2 separate regions of the Homo sapiens genome follow, and region 1 is linked to region 2. The links are chromatin contacts, found by Hi-C or POLR2A ChIA-PET in ENCODE. All regions are on one chromosome and are shown on one strand. Each heading gives the region's core, a stretch centred on a gene start or an enhancer-like site at or near the end of the contact. The rest is flanking DNA. Distances are from core to core; before and after follow the strand shown.

Region 1 (6,236 bases), core at 582-3,081, 2.1 Mb before region 2:
CCAACCCACTCCAGCAACCCCACCTTACTCATTTTGGACATCCATTGGTGAACCTAACATAGTATTCCCAATGAATAACAACTATTTAGTTCACTCATTTGTTAGAGACATTTTTAATGAACTTACATGGTATGTAATGAACAAGACTTCCCAGCTTTTGTTTTCTGGTTTCTTTCATTGGTTGGGAAATATTTAGTGGAAATATCCAGTGTTTTTGTCATGGCTCTGTGTCTGATTTCCATATTCATCATCAGTTTTCTATCCCAACCTGCTGCTTGTGTTACCCAGTGACACAAAACCAGATTTTTCTATGGAAAGAGGAACAATTGGCTGGGCATGGTGGCTCACGCCTGTAATCCCAGCACTTTGGAAGGCCGAGGTGGGCGGATCACCTGAGGTCAGGAGTTCGAGACCAGCCTGACCAACATGGAGAAACCACGTCCCTGCTAAAAATACAAAATTAGCTGGGCGTGGAGGTGCAAGACTGTAGTCCCAGCTACTCGGGAGGCTGAGGCAGGAGAATCGCTTGAACTCAGGAGACAGAGGTTGGGTTAGCCGAGATCACACCATTGCACTCCAGCCTGGGCAACAAGAGCAAAACTCCGTGTCAAAAAAAAGGAAAGAGAAACAATGTTACTTTTACATATTATTAGTGATAATTACCATTGAATAACGTATAAAATATGCTTATATAATCTAGATATTCTCAGTACTTGGCACATGTTAAGAATGCAATAAATGGTCTGGCGCAGTGGCTCACACCAGTAATCCCAGCACTTTGGGAGGCCAAGGCAGGTGGATTACCTGAGGTCGGGAGTTCAAGACCAGCCTGACCAACATGGAGAAACCATGACCCTACTAAAAATACAAAATTAGTCGGGCGTGGTGGCACATGCCTGCAATCCCAGCTACTCAGTAGGCTGAGGCAGGACAATCACTTGAACCCGGGAGATGGAGGTTGCGGTGAGCTGAGATTGTGCCATTGCACTCCAGCCTGGGCAACAAGAGCGAAACTCCGTCTCAAAAAAAAAAAAAGAATCCAATAAATATTAATATTATTTATTCTTTGTGCAAGTGCGCACTTTGTGCAAGTGAGACAGGTGCCTTTTGCAATTATGTGTTATATTAAGATTTTACCCTGCAATATGAGATTTATGTAATTATGTGTCTAAAATCATTCTTGGTGATAGTGCATATCTAAAAGAAGTTTTGTAGGCCAGGTGCGGTGGCTCACACCTGTAATCCCAGCAATTTGGGAGGCTGAGGTGGGTGGATCACCTGAGGTCAGGAGTTCCAGACCAGCCTGGCCAACATGGCAAAACCCTGTCTCTACTAAAAATACAAAAATTAGCTGGGCATGGTGGCAGGCACCTGTAATCTCAGCTATTTGGGAGGCTGAAACAGGAGAATCACTTGAACCCAGGAGGCGGAGGGTGCAGTGAGCCAAGATTGCACCACTGCACTCCAGCCTGCTGGGTGACAGAGTAAGACTCCGTCTCAAAAAAAAAAAAAAAAAAAAAAAAAGTTTCATGAGGAGTTTTTTGGTGAGGAATTTAGAGTGAATGATTAAAACCTCACTCTTGGTGCCACTTACTTATATACCATGTACTTTCCATTGCAACTTCCTGTCTAATTGCCATGATATCATTTCAGCAGCAAGCAAAGACATTTCATCCTAACAGTTACTACTAGACATGAGTAACTCTGTTTGACTCATATTAGTTTCGACTGAAAAGGGGAACATACTTGAGAAACACATGGGCACCATTGTAACTATTCAAACAGAATTTTTATTCTCAACCAAAATGCCACAAAGAGGACGTCACTTAAGACCTTGGTTGAGGTTTGTTATATCCTTCAACTTGCAGAAATCAAAAATGCAGAAGTTAAGACAGTTGCCTCATTTGACTTGTTGATTGTGATAGCTTTTGTCCATGGTGATGTGATGAACATAAGGACGAGGCACAAATCCAGATTGTCCTCTCTTTGTGGTTTGCTGCAGGTACCCAGCGTGCCAATGCCCGGGCTCCAGCCCCTTACAAGCGGGATTTCGAAGCCAAACTGAGGAACTTTTACAGGAAGTTAGAGACTAAAGGATATGGACAAGGCCCAGGGAAGTTAAAGTAAGTCAAAGTGACACAAACCACATAATGTATAGATGGTGAAAGGAGAGGGCACAGTTGGGCCTCTAGGAAATTGATTGTGATTTGGGATGACTAGCCTTCATTTTAGTCGGCATAATTATTTTGGAATTTGTAAATTATAGGATCATCTAAAACATAGTCCTGGAATGAAACATGATTAAGCTTAACATTTTAAAACAAATAGTGAAGACACTGCCACTTTTCATGCAAAAATAAAGGCAAAATAAAAGGCTGATTTATTTTTTTCCTCTGAAAAGTATGTCTTTGTTGGTGCATAGTATATTCATTAGCTATAAAGCTATCCCAATGTCCTCCACTGCAAGTTTCTGTCTCCTGAACTGACCTGAGTGTAGGAATAGTGCTCAGCTCTGTTCAGTTCTGTGAAACAAACTTCACAGCAGAACATGTCATGAATGTTGTTTCGGCCTTTCTTCATCCATCTCCTCCTTTCAAATGGGGAAACTGAAACATCATCATGTTGTTTGGCCTAGAATTGTTTCCATTCCCTACTTACCCTTCTTTCTCTCCTCCCTGCCTTCACCCCTGTCCCACGTCCCCACTGGAGATCAGTCTGCCACTGAGAGAGGACAGAGGAGGGACGGTCTCCACTGGAGCACCCCTGTGACCCTGGGTGCCTGAGAGACGGTCCAGAGACCAGACCAACAGCAGCCCCATGGCTCACTGCCCCACCTGCAGGAAGGCTTGCTTGATTAAAATCCACCTTCATTGCCCTAAAAAATCATCTGCCTGCCCAAACACCATACTTCTCTGAGCTTTACTTTTCTCACACTTAACTTACAAAGGTCTAGGATGATCCAGCTGTCATGCATTCAGCCTCCCTATCATCTCTCTGCCCATTACCATTTACATTAAGAGCAAATTGATATCTATGGAAGGATGACTTTAATTGGCATCATCACAAGTAGATTAACCTGCCACACTCATCATTCATTTGTATCTGTCCCTTAGGGACTGTCAAGATTCACTTAATTTAACAATTAACAATTGGAAACTCCTCTGCTTTGGAGGATATTGAGAATTTTTTTTTTCCTCTTTGTTCTCACAGTCATCTTGCTGGGCACTTAATAATTGAATTCCTTGTCTACATGCATTGAGACTTAAAACATTGCCTCATAGAGTTGTTCTTGCTTTACTAAACAAAATGTATGGGCGGGGGGCGGTGTGTGTGGTGTGTGTGGTGTTGTTTTATGATCATTTTTTTTCTGGGATAAACTGATTTGACCATTTAGATAGGATTCTCCGGTTGTTTACACTGGTCATAGGTAGGGTACTCTACCAATGATTCTCTCATGTAACTTTTGCTAATGCTATTAAGAGTTCAAGACAAATGTGTACTTTATTGCAGACAGCAATGATATTAAGTAACATTCTTCTTACCTAGTTAATTGTGGCAAATGGAAATGTTCTAGAAAGATAAGTAAATTATCTTTAATAGTATAGTAATAATTTGTATTTTCTAAATTGTCTCTTTATGGACAGGTTAATTATCCGAAGAGATCACTTACTAGAAGATGCTTTTAATCAGATTATGGGCTACTCCAGAAAAGACCTGCAGAGAAATAAGCTATATGTCACCTTCGTTGGGGAGGAAGGGTGAGTAGAACAGAGAAGTGGCCTGTGGAACATAGGCTGTGGCCACAAGGCGGATGTTTCTCCACGTCGCTGTGGTTGCCTGAAACAGGAAATCCTTCTGCCAGGAAGTGCTGTTCTCATACACTTAAACCTTTGGGCTTTTTTTTTTTTAAAGGTCTCCTCTGGCTTTTAAATCACTTGACATAGAAATCCTTTAGTAAAAACTTGTAGCTTTAGATCATTTTTGAGAACAGAAGCCTAGTTCAGTTTCTTCTCTCCGGACCTCTCTTTCTCTTAAAGGGAAAAAGTAAGGCTTTACAAGGAAAAAAAACAAGGAATTGCATTTATGCAATTCCTTTGTGATCTGTGATCTTATTTTCTACCCTGCAGGGCTAGGTAGAACGTGCTTCCTCTATTAAATAAGTTCAGTTTCAGAAACATGAATTAGAATCTTGCTGTTCTACCCAGAAGCCTCCACAGAAGTAACTCTTGGGCCTTGGCTCTTATTTCTCTGCCTCCAGTTTTTCTCTTCCCTTGGGAAGGCAGCACACCTACCAACATTACTACCTAACATAAACAAACATGTCCCGCCTTCCATGACTCTTCCATGAGTGTGCTCGTCAAGATAAGGGTTAGGAAATGAAGCGGGGAAGACTCCTACACAGTGTCTGTTGTGCCCAAATAGACATAACTGTTATTACACATCACATTAGAAGAGGCCAGCTGTCATCCCTCCCAGACCCCTTCTTCCTCATTTCAGGTCTGGGTTCAAGTCTCAACATCTTCTTCATAACTCAGCAGCTGCTAGAGGGAATTTTTCTAATACCATACAATTGTCTGATTGTGTTCTCTGTGGCTCTTGTTGATTTGGATCATTTTAAGGCTATCCCTCTCAGTCATGCCTGGGAATAAAGTATATTAGATTATGGAATCATATTAGTGATATTGAACAAATTCAGCCATTCAGTACACAGTGGATGAAATAATGACTCCAAACTATAAAATAATTTGCATCTGCTGATGGAACTAGGGAATAGAAAAATCAGGATTCAAATTCAGGCCGTTTGTCTTTCATCTGGTACTCTTGGACTAGCTCTGGGACCTAAGCAAAACTCCTGCACTCCAGCCCATCTGAATTTTTTCCTATCTCTGGACATTTTGCCCATTCCAGCTAATGACTGATAACTTCCGCTCTTGTCACATGCAGTGCTGTGTAGTCTCCCAGCTATTCCTACATTAAGGTAAAGTAGTATGTGCAAACACACTATGACATGACAAAATTTGTACAGAAGTTTGCATGAGATCTGAGCCTTTCATTGCTGATGTGCATAAGTGGACTTCTCACTTGTGTTAGTTGGCTTAAAGATGAAGGTGCACAGTTGAAAATGAAGGCAAATGTTAGCCTAATCACCAGTATGCATGAGATTCCAAGTATTTCCTTACATAATCAGTCTGGTTTGGATGAGAATACTTTTCCTCCCCCAGAACTCCAGCTGCCTCCCTTCATTGTTGGACCAGAGTTTGTTGAGATCTCAAAGATATAGGGAAGAGTCTTTGGAAGCACTGATATTTAAGTTTGAATAGAACAGACGTTTATCATGACTGGTTTTCCTAAAGCAGTCTCCTCATGGTGTGGATTAATGACATTAGTTCCTAGGAGGAGGTCCAGGGTGAGTGGGGCTTGATGCCTCTGTATTTGATTACATTACATTGATGTCCAAATGCTTCCTGCCTCCATCATCTGTCTCCTTCCTGTGACATCGGAGGGAAAACAAGGGAGAGGATGTTCTAAGCTGTGAGCTCAGTTAGCAGGGACAATTTCTTAATCTGTTCACTCTGCATATGGTTTATTGAAGCTGGATTTCTGGACTCATGACTTTGTCAGGTCAGTATCATAAATTATTAGATATAGACTTTAATTTGCTATTGAGGTACCGAGGATACATATGCTGTTTTTGAGAGATGAAAACAGTAATTGTGCTGGAAAAATAGAAAGCTAAAAAAAATAAAGAAAGAAAGAAAGAAAGAAAGAAACCTTGAGCTACATAAAAGTAAGGAGCTCTTTTAGCCTTTGCCACCTTCTCAAACACACTGACTCTATCACATGAAAATGAACAACCCTAACTTTTTTTCTGGATTATAATACATACCCAAAGGGAAGAGCGACCCAAATTTTCCATTGAACTATAAAAATGGAGCTGGAGGTTTTCTGTTTTTTTGTTTTGTTTTGTTTTGTTTTTTGAGACAGAGTCTAACTCTGCTGCCCAGGCTGGAGTGCAGTGGCATGATCTTGGCTCACTGCAGCCTCCGCCTCCTGGGTTCAAGTGATTCTCCTGCCTCAGCCTCCTGAGTAGCTGGAACTACAGGCACATGCCACCACGCCCAGCTAATTTGTTTTGTATGGAGGTTTTCTGTTACTTTCTCTTTACCAATTCTAATCCCCTCAAAATGTATCATTTTGTAAGTTCTTCATGTCTGGGTCTAGTAATGAGCATTTAA
Region 2 (6,359 bases), core at 3,573-6,072:
AGATATATATATATATATATATGTGTGTGTACACACATATATACACACATATATATGCTAGCTTGTATGTGTGTGTATATATATACACATATACATACATGTATATAAAACTATTAGTGTATATAGCCATATGTATCTATATTAAGTTAAACATGAGTTCTTAACATCTGTTCTGACTCTATTGCTACGTAAGTCATTCTAGCCTCCTTACCTTTATGATCTTTGAATTTCCACACCAACAGTGAAATACCGGGGTCTGAAATTCACTATGCGTTTAATTAATTATTCAATTCCAGTATACATATATATAGCAGTGTCAGATTTATCACTAAACCCTGTGGGAAAACCTAAGTACACACTACTTACGTATGGTTCCTTTTGATTTTAGTCTTAACAGACTCTATTCATTTCTAAAGTTACTTAAGTCAGCACACTTTCCCCCTCCCTAAATTCCTTGAGATTATTGTATACATTTTTAATACAGTTAGAATCTCTTATCACGGTCTGCCTTCTTTCCTGTGATCCTCAGATACATTAATTTTTTTAAGTTGCATATTTTAAAGTTCACCCTTTATGTTGTAAAGTTCTATAGGTTTTGATAACTACTTAATGTTCCCCAAAGAAAAAAACAGTTCTAGAAATAGAGGAAACACTTCCTAATTCATTTTATAGGGACAGAGTTACCCTAATACTAAAATCAGATTAAATCATGGTAAGAAAGAAAAAAACAGACCAATATCTCTCATTAACATAGATGCAATTATCCTTAACAAAATATTAGTAAATAGAGTCCAGTAATATATAATGAGAATTACAGAGTAGACCAAATGATATTTGTTCTGGTTATGCAAGTCTGGTTTAACGTTCAAAAACCAATCATCATAAACGTGCTAAAGAAGAAAACATATGATAATATAAACTGATAGAGAAAAATCATGTGATCAAATCCAACACTGATTCATGACAAAACTTTCAGTAAACTGAAAACAGAGGGGAACTTCCTCAATCAATAATAAAAAAAGAAACTTCCAAATACCTGTAGTAAATATAATTAATGATAAAAGAAAAAAGTTGCTTTCCCCCTAAGATCAGAATCAAGGTTGATTTATCCTTTGTTACCATACCTCTTCAACATTGTACTCAAAGTTTTAGCCACCATAAATTAAAAAAAAAAAAGCATATGGAGTGTTTAGACTTGACATAAAATCACAGTCCATAATTTTTAAAATGATAAAGTTCAGTAAGTTTAAAAAAGAATCTATGAAAAGATAATTATATCTGAACATATTGTGATTTTATATCTTAATAATAGAATGACAATTCAATAAAATTGGGCAAAAACTATTGAAAAGACAATCTAGAAGAATGATGTGTGAGCATACAGCAATTAAAACAAACTCACCATTATTAGTCATCTGTGAAACCCAAATTAAAGCCACAATAAGATAATATTATGTACCAACTAGAAGGGCTAAAATTTAAAAGACTGATAACACCAAGTATGGGGTAAGATGTGGAGTAACTGACATTCTCACAAACTGCTGGCAGCAAGTTAAGTGGTAAGACCTCTTTGGAAAATAGTTTGTCAGTTTTCATAAAGTTAAACATACCTTTGAGCAGAATTGATTCACCAGTCCACTCCTAGGCATTGATGCAAAATAAATGAAAACATATAGGTATCTACACTGAGGCTCGTACAGGAAACTTCACAACAGTTTTATTTATAATTGGCTATTTTTCCATTTAACAGGTGAATGAATAAACACATTTTAGTGTAACTGTACAATAAAACTACTCAACATTAAATGGAAGAGCTGCTGATACCTACCACAACATAGATTTCAAAAGATGATAGGTGCAAAACAGTACATACTTTATGATTCCATTTTTATGAAGTTTGAAATGAAGGAAACTAACATATAGTGAAAAAGAAGATCAATGTTTGCCTGGGATCCGAGGAGAGTGGAGCTGTGTGTGCAGGTGGTTAAGGAAACATTTTAGAGTGATAAAAATATTTCATACATTGTGTGTGGTAGCAGTTACACCATTGTATATCTTGTCAAAACCGATAGATATAAAACAGGCTTTTATATCCTATATAAATTATGACTCAATCAAGGTAGTTTTTAAAGAAATTATTATGAGGTTTAGCCATTATGGCTTAAAAAAAGACAGTAAGTTAAAAGCATAACATATTAGCTCAATTTTGGATATGTTGTCTTTTTATCTTCTGGGAGTTTCTGATAGAAGTGTCCTGGTGGGAGTAAGAACTTCTGATCTGTACTTCATAGAAACTGATCATCTGTCATTCATAGATTTGGATAGATTCAAAACGGTGTGTTATCAAACTCATACGAATAGATAAAATTACCTGTGAAGAATGATTTAGTGTGAGGAAATCCTGCTACAACCTGCTAACGCCAATGCAGACATGACTGAGCAACCTAATTCCAAGACAGGGACATCATATACTCAGCAGAAGCACCTCAATGCCATAATATCAAAACACGCACCTAATGTGCACAGCTGACTACCTCCAATCAGCACAGTGTTTAATCAACAGGCAAACACAGGAATCAACAGCTAACCAACAACATTCCAGGTAGTCCCAGGTCTTTCAGCTTTAAAGGATTTATCTGATGTGTCCTCCCCTGAAATGTATGTCAGAGACTAACTCTGAACTTCATCATTCTGTATTCAACCTTTGGCATCTGGAAGTGTATATATATATATACACACACACACATACATATATATACACATATATATGTGTATATACACAACACATATATATGTATATATACACATATATATGTGTATATATACACATATATATGTATATATACACATATATGTATATATACACATATATATGTGTATATATACATATATATATTTAAACAATGAAATGAAGATAGAACTCTGATACTCATTTAAGACGAAAAATCGAGTATAAGTGGCCAATGGAGTCAGAGATACAAAGAAAATGAGAAGCATGGTAAAAATACTTTTCAAGGATGGATGTAGTTCATTATCAAATGTGAAATTCTGGAAAATCTCAGTGGCTACAACACTAAGGTGCTAATTAGTGAAACTGAATTAACCTTGCATCAGATTAAATAGTGAACACCAAGTTGCCAAATTGTGACAATTAGTGTTGGTAATTATTTAAGAATGATAGAGGCCTGTGCGGTGGCTCACGCCTGTAATCCCAGCACTTTGGGAGGCCAAGGCGGGCGGATCATGAAGTCAGGAGATCGAGACCATCCTGGCTAACACGGTGAAACCCCATCTTTACTAAAAATACAAAAAAAAAAAAAAAAAAAAAAAAAAAAAAAAAAAAAAACAGTAGCCGGGCGTGGTGGTGCGTGCCTGTAAACCCAGCTGCTCCTGACGCTAAGGCAGGAGAATCGCTTGGACCCGGGAGGCGGAGGTTGCAGTGAACCCGAGATTGTGCCACTGCACTCCAGCCTGGGTGGCAGAGTGAGACTCCGTCTCAAAAATAAAATAAAAAAAATGATAGAAAGAAAAGGTTGATAACTAGAGAGGCTTGAGAAGGTTGTGTGAAAACAAGTGAAAATATAGCCAGAGAAAAAGGTAAGGACATCATATCAGATACATGATAATACCAATGAAAATTAGAGACAAAAGCAAAATACTAGCTGCTAAATGTACAACTGGCTGCTGGCTATCTAACCAAATTCTGACTGTGATAGGTGTGCCTGACATTTTTGACAGGTAAATATTTTTTATAGGACCTCCAGTTTTCAGTTGAAAAATAGTATCTTACATGAAGTGCATAATTAAAGGGAATATATTAGACTAATATATTTTTAATTTTTTTTTTAGAGACAGGGTCTCACTCTTTCACCCAGGCTGGAAGTGGTATGGTCATAGCTCACTGTAGCCTCAAATTCCTGGGCTCAAGCAATCCTCCTGCCTTGGCCCGCCAAAGCATTGGGATTATGGGCATGAACCACTGTTCCCAGCTCTAGGTTAGTATTATTGGTGCTAGTAGCTAGATAATTCTAAAAGTGAAACTCCTTACCTTTATTTTTAGTGTTTTTAAATATGGATAGAAACAAAAAGTAGGAGGAAATGAAAGAGAAGCAGATAAACCTTTTTTTGTCCTAGCATGTAGACTCCTTTGCATTTCTTGTTTTTCAATGAGAAAATAAAAATTTTTACCTCTTAATCTTAGCTTTGCCCTTTTAGGTTACTTGTCTGTTATCTCATAATTTATCTTTTACTATTAAATATTTATAATTAATGTACCCCAAATAGTTATATTGCCCACGGTCTAAAACAAAACAAAACAAGTTTGCTTCTAACCAAGGTTGTAGTTTTGTAAATCTTAGCTCTAGGAATAAAACTTTTAGAGAGCATATGCCAATTATGTGTATTGTGTAAAGTTTTAACAGTATATAAAGTTGTTTTGTCCTAAAGTCAATGGCATTAATAAGAGATAATTTATTCAGATAACTCTGTGAGAAAATCTCAAAATATTTCCAAGCAAGTCTGACTCAACAAATCAAACATGAGTTTCCTATAGGCTGAAAATCCTACCAGATACAACCTATACTTTTAAAAATGAAGCCTGTTATTTGGCTTCTTTTTGTTGAACTACAGGGAACTACATAGGTTTGTTGTTACATGATGAGAAAGGATTTATTGTGAAACACTTTGAGTGCTGTAAGATAAAATGCTCTATTAGGCTACATATACACAATCCTGCCACTTCCCCTTTTATTAAAGACCATTTTGACAGCCCAGTCAGGACTTTCTGAGGTTTAGAGAAGTGAAAAATGCTCTTCAGTGTGCCTTCACTCACAGAGGGCACAGACATCAGGCACCACATTTGACCAAATACACTCTCAGGATTGCCAGCTATCTACAGCAAAAACTGGTAACTACTTTCTTCAGCTTGCAGAGAGAACTTTTTAGAGTGAAAGTACCAGGTGTAGGCTTTTTCTGTACAAACATATTAAAATTTATATCAATGCATGTCCAGAGATATTTCCTAAATAATCTCTTTCAATTATCATTTATGAAACATGTAATGACCATTTACTATATGCAGGTCATTGTGCTAAGCACTTTATGTACATTATTTTATGTAACTCTTACATCATCCATGTAAGAAATCAACTCCAAATATAGATGAAAATATGCCAGATGAAGCAATCTGTCTTGTGGAGTCATTACTTAGAATTCAGGCCAGGCATACTTCAAAGCAACAAAGCTGTAGCAGCCTCAAGCAAGTGTGATCATGAGAAATTTAGAAATATTTAGTTTTTAATACATTGAGTTAAGAAAATTGATTTTAAAAAGTTCATTATCAGTCTTCAGCTTTTGTTTGGTGTTAGGAAAGCAATATAGAGCAATAGTTGATCCAAAACAGTTCACTTAAAGTGAGTTAGGTCTATATTTAAAAACATCTGTCAAATGTGGGTCCCTGGTTCTGATGTAGCAAACCCGCCCTGCCCTCAGTGGTAAGTGGAATGAAAGCCATTTCTGAGGCGGGGAGGGTGGAAAGGCTATAAATACATGATGCCACAATCACATCCTTCTTGTTCAAATGATGCTATGAGACCCCATTCAAGTCTTTGCATTCTTCTTCAAACAAGCTACTGGATTTAAAGGCCCAAGAAAAGCCTGATCATAAATTCAGAACTGTCCCTCCCAGCACAACTTCAGCCAGCCATCTGCACCCTCAGAGAGGATGCCAAAACTGTCAGTGCCATCTTGAGATCAATATGGTCCTTGTTCCTGGGATGCTACAGGTGGTTAGTGCTACTACCCTCTGCTTGTTCTGCTGCACCCCTGGTAATAAGTCACTGCTTTGGAGCTTGAATATTTGGGTTGTTTAATTTCTATTTTCTTAGCTGAGTGGTTGGTGGGGCGCATAAGAGTTGGGCAAGAACATGCTGCAGTGATTAGGCATGACCCTTTCCATGATCGCATTGGTTCCAGCAGGGAATCTATGGGCCAGTGGCCTATCTCACAGAAACTAAGACCACAGTCTTGAAACCACTGTGAAATTTGTTAAAATCCTAGTTTCCATTTCTGTGCTTATGACCAAGCCCCAAGTGGGGTGAGGTCTTAGAATCTAAGACAACCTCTAGTTGCTAAAGGTCCCACGTTACTTGTCTATAAAGTTGGGAATTGTTCTAAGATAAAGACAATATTGTCTCTTTATCTCACAAGCTTAAGAACACTCTCTTTTTTCTGTAGCCAGCTTAGCACAACCCAGCAAAAATAGGAAGCACTGGATAAATCCTGTTGGATAACTGCAAATTGCTGAACAAATGAGTCGATAACTGTATTTATCATGTCTCTTTGGATTCATTTTTTAATTT

The links. Hi-C counts contacts between places; a loop is a spot of excess contacts on that map. ChIA-PET counts read pairs that join two places held with the same protein, here RNA polymerase II (POLR2A). Pooled maps may share reads with other maps.
Region 1: a loop to region 2 is called in a pooled map, with 5 times the contacts of the local background. The contact joins two enhancer-like sites. A Hi-C loop is called at or near these places in 1 of 37 single-sample maps with no recorded cell type and 1 of 50 pooled maps. POLR2A ChIA-PET finds 5 or more read pairs at or near these places in 1 of 52 experiments (CD4-positive, alpha-beta T cell).

The regions. Positions count from the first base shown.
Region 1 is chr2:196,237,971-196,244,206 of GRCh38, reverse strand. It overlaps HECW2 (HECT, C2 and WW domain containing E3 ubiquitin protein ligase 2), which reads left to right. Exons shown (of 29, transcript NM_001348768.2): 20 at 2,003-2,123; 21 at 3,645-3,758. Among named protein-coding and RNA genes, the nearest start is that of HECW2-AS1, 19 kb to the left of the region's middle. RefSeq lists an enhancer at 2,949-2,998. Within about 2 kb of position 1,831, at least 15 of the 41 ENCODE cell types and tissues checked have a DNase peak (open chromatin) inside an H3K27ac peak, as active enhancers do.
Region 2 is chr2:194,103,279-194,109,637 of GRCh38, reverse strand. No RefSeq gene overlaps it. Among named protein-coding and RNA genes, the nearest start is that of LINC01821, 240 kb to the left of the region's middle. Within about 2 kb of position 4,822, at least 3 of the 41 ENCODE cell types and tissues checked have a DNase peak (open chromatin) inside an H3K27ac peak, as active enhancers do.